Linked DNA regions of Mus musculus: all the other regions are linked to region 2. The links are chromatin contacts, found by Hi-C or POLR2A ChIA-PET in ENCODE. All regions are on one chromosome and are shown on one strand. The core of a region is the stretch at or near the end of the contact, and the rest is flanking DNA. Distances in the headings are between cores, read along the strand shown.

The links. A loop is a pair of places that touch in the nucleus more often than their neighbours do. ChIA-PET counts read pairs that join two places held with the same protein, here RNA polymerase II (POLR2A).
Region 1: a map of T-helper 17 cell shows a loop between it and region 2 (1.8-fold over the local background). The contact joins the promoter of Cyth1 here to the enhancer-like site in region 2. A Hi-C loop is called at or near these places in 1 of 37 maps with a recorded cell type or tissue (T-helper 17 cell). POLR2A ChIA-PET finds 5 or more read pairs at or near these places in 1 of 5 experiments (Patski).
Region 3: a loop to region 2 is called in a map of mature B cell, with 2.6 times the contacts of the local background. The contact joins two enhancer-like sites. A Hi-C loop is called at or near these places in 7 of 37 maps with a recorded cell type or tissue (CH12.LX, T-helper 1 cell, T-helper 17 cell and 4 more).

What each region holds. Positions count from the first base shown.
Region 1 is chr11:118,247,217-118,249,961 of GRCm38, forward strand. It overlaps Cyth1 (cytohesin 1), which reads right to left and starts at 1,342. Exons shown (of 14, transcript NM_011180.4): 1 at 1,223-1,342. The coding sequence starts at 1,244.
Region 2 is chr11:118,208,164-118,210,910 of GRCm38, forward strand. The region is part of intron 1 of Cyth1 (cytohesin 1); the gene reads right to left. Among named protein-coding and RNA genes, the nearest start is that of Cyth1, 39 kb to the right of the region's middle. Within about 2 kb of position 1,411, at least 2 of the 3 ENCODE cell types and tissues checked have a DNase peak (open chromatin) inside an H3K27ac peak, as active enhancers do.
Region 3 is chr11:118,144,747-118,147,446 of GRCm38, forward strand. No RefSeq gene overlaps it. Among named protein-coding and RNA genes, the nearest start is that of Gm38514, 8.3 kb to the left of the region's middle. Within about 2 kb of position 1,277, at least 1 of the 3 ENCODE cell types and tissues checked has a DNase peak (open chromatin) inside an H3K27ac peak, as active enhancers do.

The DNA of each region.
Region 1 (2,745 bases), core at 92-2,591, 39 kb after region 2:
CAAAGCCCTAACACTCTTCCCTCTTGGTACTTTAATATTCCTCACCAGAGTGTGAGGAGGCAAAGTTACCTGTGAGGCAACACACCGGAGTTTGGCTCCACTAAGCCGTATAAGCTTGTTAAGTTCCTGAGCCATACTTCCCTGCCAAACCAGTAAAAGGTCACCACTCGCCCTACCTGCCATTCCTTCTTCCATTCCTCCTGGAAACAATGCTAACAACCACGTAAAGCATTTCAAATAACCTTCTACAACTCCAGAGACTGCACACCCTCGGAGGGACCAGAGCCCTGGCTGTTCGCCAACAAGCAGCAAGGTTAGCCAGGAGAGTCTAAATCGCTTCTGCCCTGGTGGAGGATGTGGACTGGTGTCATTACCCGGCTACCTTCAGGCAACAGCTCAAACTTGATCCCCTTGCCCGGTGTGGTCAGGCCCTGACTGACAGACCAGGGGACCAGGAGCTAATTCACAATGCGACGGTAGCACGAACCTGACCGACGTCCCCGGCTCAGAGGCCCCGGTCAGGCCACTTGTGTTCATCTCAGAACAAAGAGCTGGATGGGGCACATAACTTCTAACACCCCTGAGAGCCGGAAACTACTAGGGAACACAGGCCGGCCGGGCGTGTTAGTCCCGCGGCCGCTCGCGGCGTCTGCCACCCCGGTGACAAGCAGCAGGCGACTCGTCTTAAAGACTACGACCCCGGTCACCTGGCCCTGACTCCCCTCGGCACCCCGGGGCTCCTCAGCATCCTCATGACCCTCAGCGCTCCGGTTAACCCCCGCCGCGGAGACCCTCTAACCCCGGCGACTCCCCTTCCGGGGCCCCTAGACTCGCAAACCTCAGCCCCAGCGACCCCCAGGCCCGAGTAACCTCGGTCCTGGAGCCCGAAAGCAATTCCCGGTTTTACACCCGTCTCCGTCGGCGCCCTCAGGTTCGGGCGACCCCTGCCGTGACCCTCCAGGCCTGGGTGACCCACAGCCCCGGCAACCCTCAGGCTCGAGTGACACTCAGTTCCCAGCGACCCTCAGGCCCGGGTGACTCTCAGTTCACGGCGACCCAAAGGTCCAGGCGACCCTCAGCCCCGGCGACCCTCAGGCCCTCGAGCGTCTGGGCAGTCACCCCCGGGCCCTCGCACTGCCGCCACCCGGCGCTCCGCGTCCCGTCCCAGGGACACCGGCGCAGGCGGAAGCTCACGAAGGGGCAGCGGACCGGCCCCACTCACCATAGCTGTCATCGTCCTCCATGGTGCTGGCGACCGGCTCCGGCCCGCGACCGCCACTGACCTCCCGCAGCCCGCGTCCTGCCAGACACCAGCTCGCCACAGGCCAGCTCCGAGCCGCGGAGCCCCGCCCCCCGCACCGCGCCCGCACTGCCCAGCACGCGCCTGCGCACGCGCCGCCCGAGGCACCGCCCCCGGCACAAGGTCCCGCCCACAGCCAAAACGCGCGTGCGTGAACGCCCTCTAGGCCCCGTCCCCTTGAGGACCTCTTTAGTTTGCGTTTACGCAAGCGCGGCACCTAGGCTCTGCCTATCTATGACTCCGCCCCCAAGTCACGCCCTCTCTCCTTAGGTACCGCCCCCTCTCCTCGGGGCAGGGCAGTTTCGGGTTTCAAGTTTCACAAGCGTGCGTAGGCCGCGGGCGTGGTTTACTAGCCAGGGCCAGCGTCCAGCCACTCGGCTGGTTAAACATACTCAAGGTCACGGGTATAACCCGAAGGGTAAGGTGGCCCTAGCTGTATCCGCCTCGGACACCAACACGTCGAGGAGGAAATTACCTAAACTCATCTGTGTTCGTTACTTATACTTCCTACCGGCGCCAAGTTGCACAGGAGGACATAACTTCCAAATTAGTAGCCTCAATTTACAGGCTCTGCTGCTTTCTTCGGGAGGACCGGTTGATCCCCCTTTGCAGTTGTGGCCAGGGGCTGCTTCTGTGGAGGTGAGAGCATTTATGCGGTAGGAGGTCTCTGCAGAATTAATCAGTGGAAGCACCAACCAATGATCTGAAAAGGCCCTTAGGGAACACCCTGTCCTGTGAACTCTAGCCAAGTGACCAGCAGGGAGTGCATTGCAGCTCAATGACAGAGCACTTGCCTAGCAATGTGAGAGACCCTAGATTGCATCCCAGAGACCAGGGGAAAGGAGAAAACTAATTCCCAGACTCAGAGGGTCTTATATGGGCTGGGGCATCTCTGGGTGGTAGGTCCCTGTCCAGGATGTCCTCCACCACAGCATGCACAAACCCTTCTTACCCCAGAAAGGCCTGGGGTAGTGGTGCTTGCCTGTGGCATACCTGTTGTTAGTCTAGCGTCCCAGGAAACTGAGGCAGGAGGACAATATAGTGAAACTCCACCTCAAAAACAAAACAAAACAAAACAAAACAAAAACCTACAAATACAGCAAAAGAGACACTGGGAAGTTTTGGGACGGGTCTTCCTGATTGAAACAAAGACTTGAAATCCCCCATGCAGCCCCAGAACCAGCCTTCTACCCCCACAGCTCCCTCTCTCTGCAAATCACTGCCTGTAGAGGGTTGTGGGAATCTCTGGGCTTCTGCAGGGCATGAAGGGGCCAGGCCAACCACATGGGGAGGAAGGAGAGTCAGGTCTTTCCTTGTGGGTCCTTCTCTTCGCTGGATGGGCTGCAGCAATCCTTTCTCCCCCATGGCCAACAGCCTTAGTCTGTAATTGCTCAAAATCTCTGTACAACTTAAATAAATTTAAATTCCCCAGTGTGCCACCTTAT
Region 2 (2,747 bases), core at 161-2,660:
CACATGTGAGGCTCCCACCATCAGCAGCCACCATTTAAAGGGGCTCATGGGGAAGGGGCATGCTACAACTCCTCCCTTCCTACTGCTCTATAAGTTGGATCCACAGGAAATGCAATCTTCCCTGCTGGGGTTTCTCAGGAAAAAATGCAGAAACGCCACCAGCTCGTTTGCCCAGAGTCTGAGCCCTTCTTCTGTGTTAGAGACATTCTTGAGCACTGTTCATGATTAGGGAAACTCCTGCTTGGTGACACTGCTGTGGTGGCACCGGTGGCTTTTCATATGGACACACTGCTTAGAATCCTGATTCAGAGGAAGAAAGAGAAACAGGCTCAAGCACCAAGAAGAAGGGGGTCAGAGCAGCCACTGACTCTGGAGAGAAACTTACAGCTCTCTCTGAGGTTGTAAGTTGAGCTTCCATGAGTCCTCTGTAAAGTGTGAAGAAAACAGGGCTAAGGCAAAATATGACTTCCTTGTTTTCCCAGGAAAGGAAGGAATGTGCTGGGTGGGTCATTCCACACCAGCCCACCTGCAGGGTAGCAGGACTTGATTTCCTGCCCCCATAACTCCCTGCCATACATAGGCAGAGAAACAAAGAGGTAGCTGATAACCACCTCCACGGCCAGGAGAGGGTCGCAGCAGCAGCAGCAGCAGCAGGCCAGCTTAGGTTAACTTAGGCTGTGAGGTGCTCAATGATTAGAGACCCGCTCTTAGGGCTAGGGGCGTGGCAATGGCTGTTGTAGAGCTGAGCAGGGATTGGCTGGGTAGCTGCAAAGGCTCTTCCTGGATCCAGACAACTGACTGTAAAGCTGCTACTGATTCCTGGCTCTGTGCTGGAATCACACAAACTCCTGGAGGCTGCAGACCCCGGCAGTCGGGCAGAAGCAACATTCACTAGAGTCATTCTAAGAGGAAAGCAGAGCTGAGCCGGAAACAGATGGGAGAGCAGACACCAGAACACTGTGTTCAGTAAAGGTGCCTTTGGAAGATTGGCATGGTCCAGAGGGAAAATGAAAGGTGGAAATGCCCAGATATCTCCAGGTCTAACTCTCCTTTTCTGATGTAGCCAACAGCAAATTGTACGCAGCCTCCCTCCCCATTTCAGCAAGTTTTGTGAACCATGTGAACATTGGCTGAACACTGGAGCATACATACTGCCTCCAAGCTACCCTGATCACTCGTCTGCAGTTTTCAGCTTCGTCCTTGCTGACCACTCTGCAAGCTAACAGGGCTCCTGATACCCCAGACCCAAGCCTGCCTTTCTTCCCACAATTCTGGACTCTTAGAATCTAATTCCACTCTCTGCCTCCCAAGTCTCCTTTCTAACTGGCCTGTGGGTCCTGGGCATCTGCAGCTAGCCTGGCTTTCATACCCCACCCAAAGAAGGGTGGCAGGTGGCAGACAGCCTCAGGCAGTGGGCCAGGCTGACTGTCTTCAGAGACAGGGTCGGAGGCCTTGCTTCTACTGGTGTCTTCACTAAGAAGAAAAATGTGCATGGCTGCTGTGTGCTGTCGACCCTGCTGTGCTCAGCAGGGAGGTCTGTGAAGCTCAAACCACAGCAAAGCCCTTCAACACTGCCACTGTAGATGGTTGGCATGAGCTTCACGCTTTGATGCGTGCTTTGTACAAAGTCAAACATGTTCCATCAGATGGACGCACATGCCACTCTGAGAAGTATCTGAGGTATTTGTCCACAGCACCAGCACCTGAAGTCTTCCTTATAACACATAGCAAGTTGCTTGTCCAAAGCCAGGAAACAGGTCACCGGAGATGCAGCAAGCAACTGAGCAGGGCCAGGACAGAGGCCACGTTAACATTAAGGTGAACTGTTTAGCCTAGTGTTCCACTGGGGAGATGCTATATGCAACTCTACTTGGTGTGCTTTCCTATAAATACGATTTTATATACCCTTGGAGTACCTTTTATAGCTTCAGATATTTTTGAAACTTAAAAAAAAAAAAAAAAAAACTTGACAGCTCAGGACTGAACTGCTCCCTGCTGGTAAACTGCTCCTCAGAGTTCATGAATGAGGCACAGGTCCAACGCCCACAGCCAGGTTCACACTCCTGGTCCCTGACCGGTCCTTAGCAGTTTACTCTCCTATTGAAGCCTACAGATTCACTTATCTGAGCATTTGCTGAGCATCTGCCACAGGCGCAGCCTGTGCTTGGAGCTGGGACTTAAATAGCTCCAGACCCAGCCTTGCCAGAGGGGAGAGGCGGGCAAGCCTGTGGCAGCAGCAACCTGGCACAGCATCTGTGCATGCCAAGGACATGCTGAGATGCTGCAGAGGGGCCAGCTGGATCCAGGACTTAATGACAACTCCCAAATGGAGAGGCAGGGCAATGACTCCCAATGAGGTAAAAAGCCTTAAGGATGGTGGGCTCACCAAAAGTCAAGGCCTGGGGCACAGTGAGACCAGAGAGCCCCAGGGAGCGCCCTTACTGCATCCCGTGGAGGGGAGGAATATGGGCTCACATTAAGGAGTCTTGATTCCATCCTAAAGGGAAGGCTCAGTGGCAAATTAATGGGACTACATATAAACAGATCAGCTCAAATAGCTAATCTAGAAGCAAGCCTATGGCACTTAAGAAAACAGTGCCCAGTTAATTATATTAGTAATTCTCACATAGGCAAATAAACAAGCAGTGCTGGAGAGCAACGGATTGATACAGGCAAGAAAGGAGGTAAAGGGCTGGAGATAGCTCAGCAGTTTAGACACTTGCTGCTCTAGCAGAGGACTTAGTTTG
Region 3 (2,700 bases), core at 27-2,526, 64 kb before region 2:
CACCTCAAGAACCAATGAATGAAGACACGCTGGAAGGCAGGCTTGTCAGGGTGACAGTCACCAGCCGTTCTCTGAGAGTGCATTTCTAAGGACAGTGTAGTACACAGTGCTTGCAAAGTACTCAAATGTGCTCTGGCCTTGTTAGCCTCAGCAGCCCATCCACTAGGCTATCTGTACGTGACTATCACCCAGCAGCCCATCCACTGGGCTATCTGTACGTGACTATCATCATCCCAGCAGCCCATCCACTGGGCTATCTGTACGTGACTATCACCCAGCAGCCCATCCACTGGGCTATTTGTATGTGACTATCATCATCCTAGCAGCCCATCCACAGGGCTATCTGTATATGACTATCATCATCCCAGCAGCTCATCCACTGGGCTATCTGTATGTGACTATCATCATCCTAGCAGCCCATCCACTGGGCTATCTGTACGTGACTATCATCATCCTAGCAGCCCATCCACTGGGCTATTTGTATGTGACTATCATCATCCTAGCAGCCCATCCACAGGGCTAGCCATCCCTTGGGAGGAAGAGGAAAGGGGATCAGAAGGGAGGAGTCATCCGCAACCACACAGTGAGTTTGAAGCTGGCTATGGGAGGCATGGTCTCAGAAGGGTAACAACGGACCACCGACCAGAGATGTGGTTCAATGGGTATAGACACTTGCTACTAAGCCTGATGACCTGAATTTGATCTCTGGGACCCACATGGTGGAGAAAATGGACTACTGTAAGTTGTTCTTACATAGGTATACCCATGCATACCCATGTATACCTATGTACACATACATATACCTATGCACACACAAACACACATGTATACCCATGCACACACATGCATACCCATATACACATATGTAGACTGTGCATACACATATATACACACATGTAGACCCATGCACACACATGTATACCTATGTGCGTGCATGCACACATACACATGCACACGCATGCGTGTGCACACACACACACACACACAAAACAAAGAATAATGAAGCAGCAAAGACCCGGGCTCCCTACTGGGAGTAAAGACCACAGCACTTCATCCTCTGAGCTGTTATGCTGCTGTAATTTTCTGGACCAGTGACACATGACTGGGCGTGTGGCTGTGCCTGACTCACTGCAACGCCCTTCCTCTTCCGTCAGCACGCACCACAAGGAAGGTGGTGTCCCTGTGACACTGAGATCTCTTTCCTGTTTCCACAGGAGCGCAGCTCAGTAAATCCCGAGTGACGCACACACCAATGGATTACACGCCACAGGCTCTGGCCTCTTTCACCATCCCTTCAGCTTTGCTCCGGGCACATCTGCCTAGCCGTGGCCATGTGAGTTTGCCATGTCAAGCTCACCAAACTGAGGCTCCTGGGCAAGTGACAGAGGCTCTCACAGGAAGCAAACATCAAACTGAAAGCTAGCATACACAGCGGACAGACGGCAGAGTGCCGGAGGAGGAGTGGAGGGAGGTAGCTGGAGGGCAGCCTTCAGAACACGGGTGGGGGGACTGCACACAGCAGGAAGGAGGAGAAAGGCAGGGCAGCTGGTAGGGCCTCAGGACTGACAGCGGGCATGGAGCTTTGGGCGTTACTGAGATAGCCTGGGCTCCCACACACATGGGTGTCCATGTGATCAAGGAATAAATGGGGCCTGGGGAACACAGCAGGGAGGGGTGGCACCAAGAAACATTGGCACATCAGAGACTTGGAGCTGCCTCATGTCTGAGAAGCAGAAGAGACTCAAACTTCCCAGTGGAAAACAAGAAGCAGGAGATCCACAGTAGAAGTTAAGATGCAGGCACCTCGACCACGAGACCTGCGGTGCCTTCCAACAGGAGGTGGGCGCCTACGTCCCTTGCATGTAACTTGGCCTTGTGATTTGCTGTGGACAACAAGATGCAGAGGAAGTGATGCTGGACTCAGGGTCTAGCCTCTGACTTCCCTCCACAGTGCTTGGTTCCATCCTGTCTCACCTGAGAGTCCTGTGCTGAGAGGCTGGAGACCGGTGAGACGGCAGGCATGCCTGGTATGACTGTGTGACCCAAGCTACAGTCCCGGGGGCCCTCAGATTCTCCCGAGGACACCGTGTGTACAAGGCCAGTGACTCCAGATAGGCTTGGGGTCACCTGCATTCCCAGTGCTTGCAAGGTGGGAGCATGAGCATCAGGGATCAGAAGGGTCTAGCCTAAGCTGCAGAGTGAGTTCAGGGATACCCTGGGCTACATGAGACCCTATCTTAAAAAACAAAAAGCAAAAGACTAGGTGGTGGTGTACACCTTTAAGCCTAGTACTACGGAGGAGGCAGAAGCAGGGGGATCTCTGAGTTCAAGGCCAGCCTGGTCTACAGACTTCCAGGGCAGCCAGGGCTACACAGAGAAACCCTGTCTCAGAAAAAAAAAAAAAAAAAAAGAAAGAAAGAAAGAAAGAAAGAAAAGAGGAAAAATAAAGTAAATCCATGCCCTTCCTCTATCTCATATATTCTGTATACTGTGCATATATATGATATAGTCCCAAACTTCTGTTTAAACAGGGAAGAAGCACTTGAAGTAATAATAACCATGAGAACACTAGTGTGCAGAGTCAGCACACACACACACACACACGCGCGCGCACACACACACACACACACACACACACACGGAACATTATGCAGCCCCGAAGAAGGACGTGCTGGAGCTGTACCAACTGTCTTGGAGACA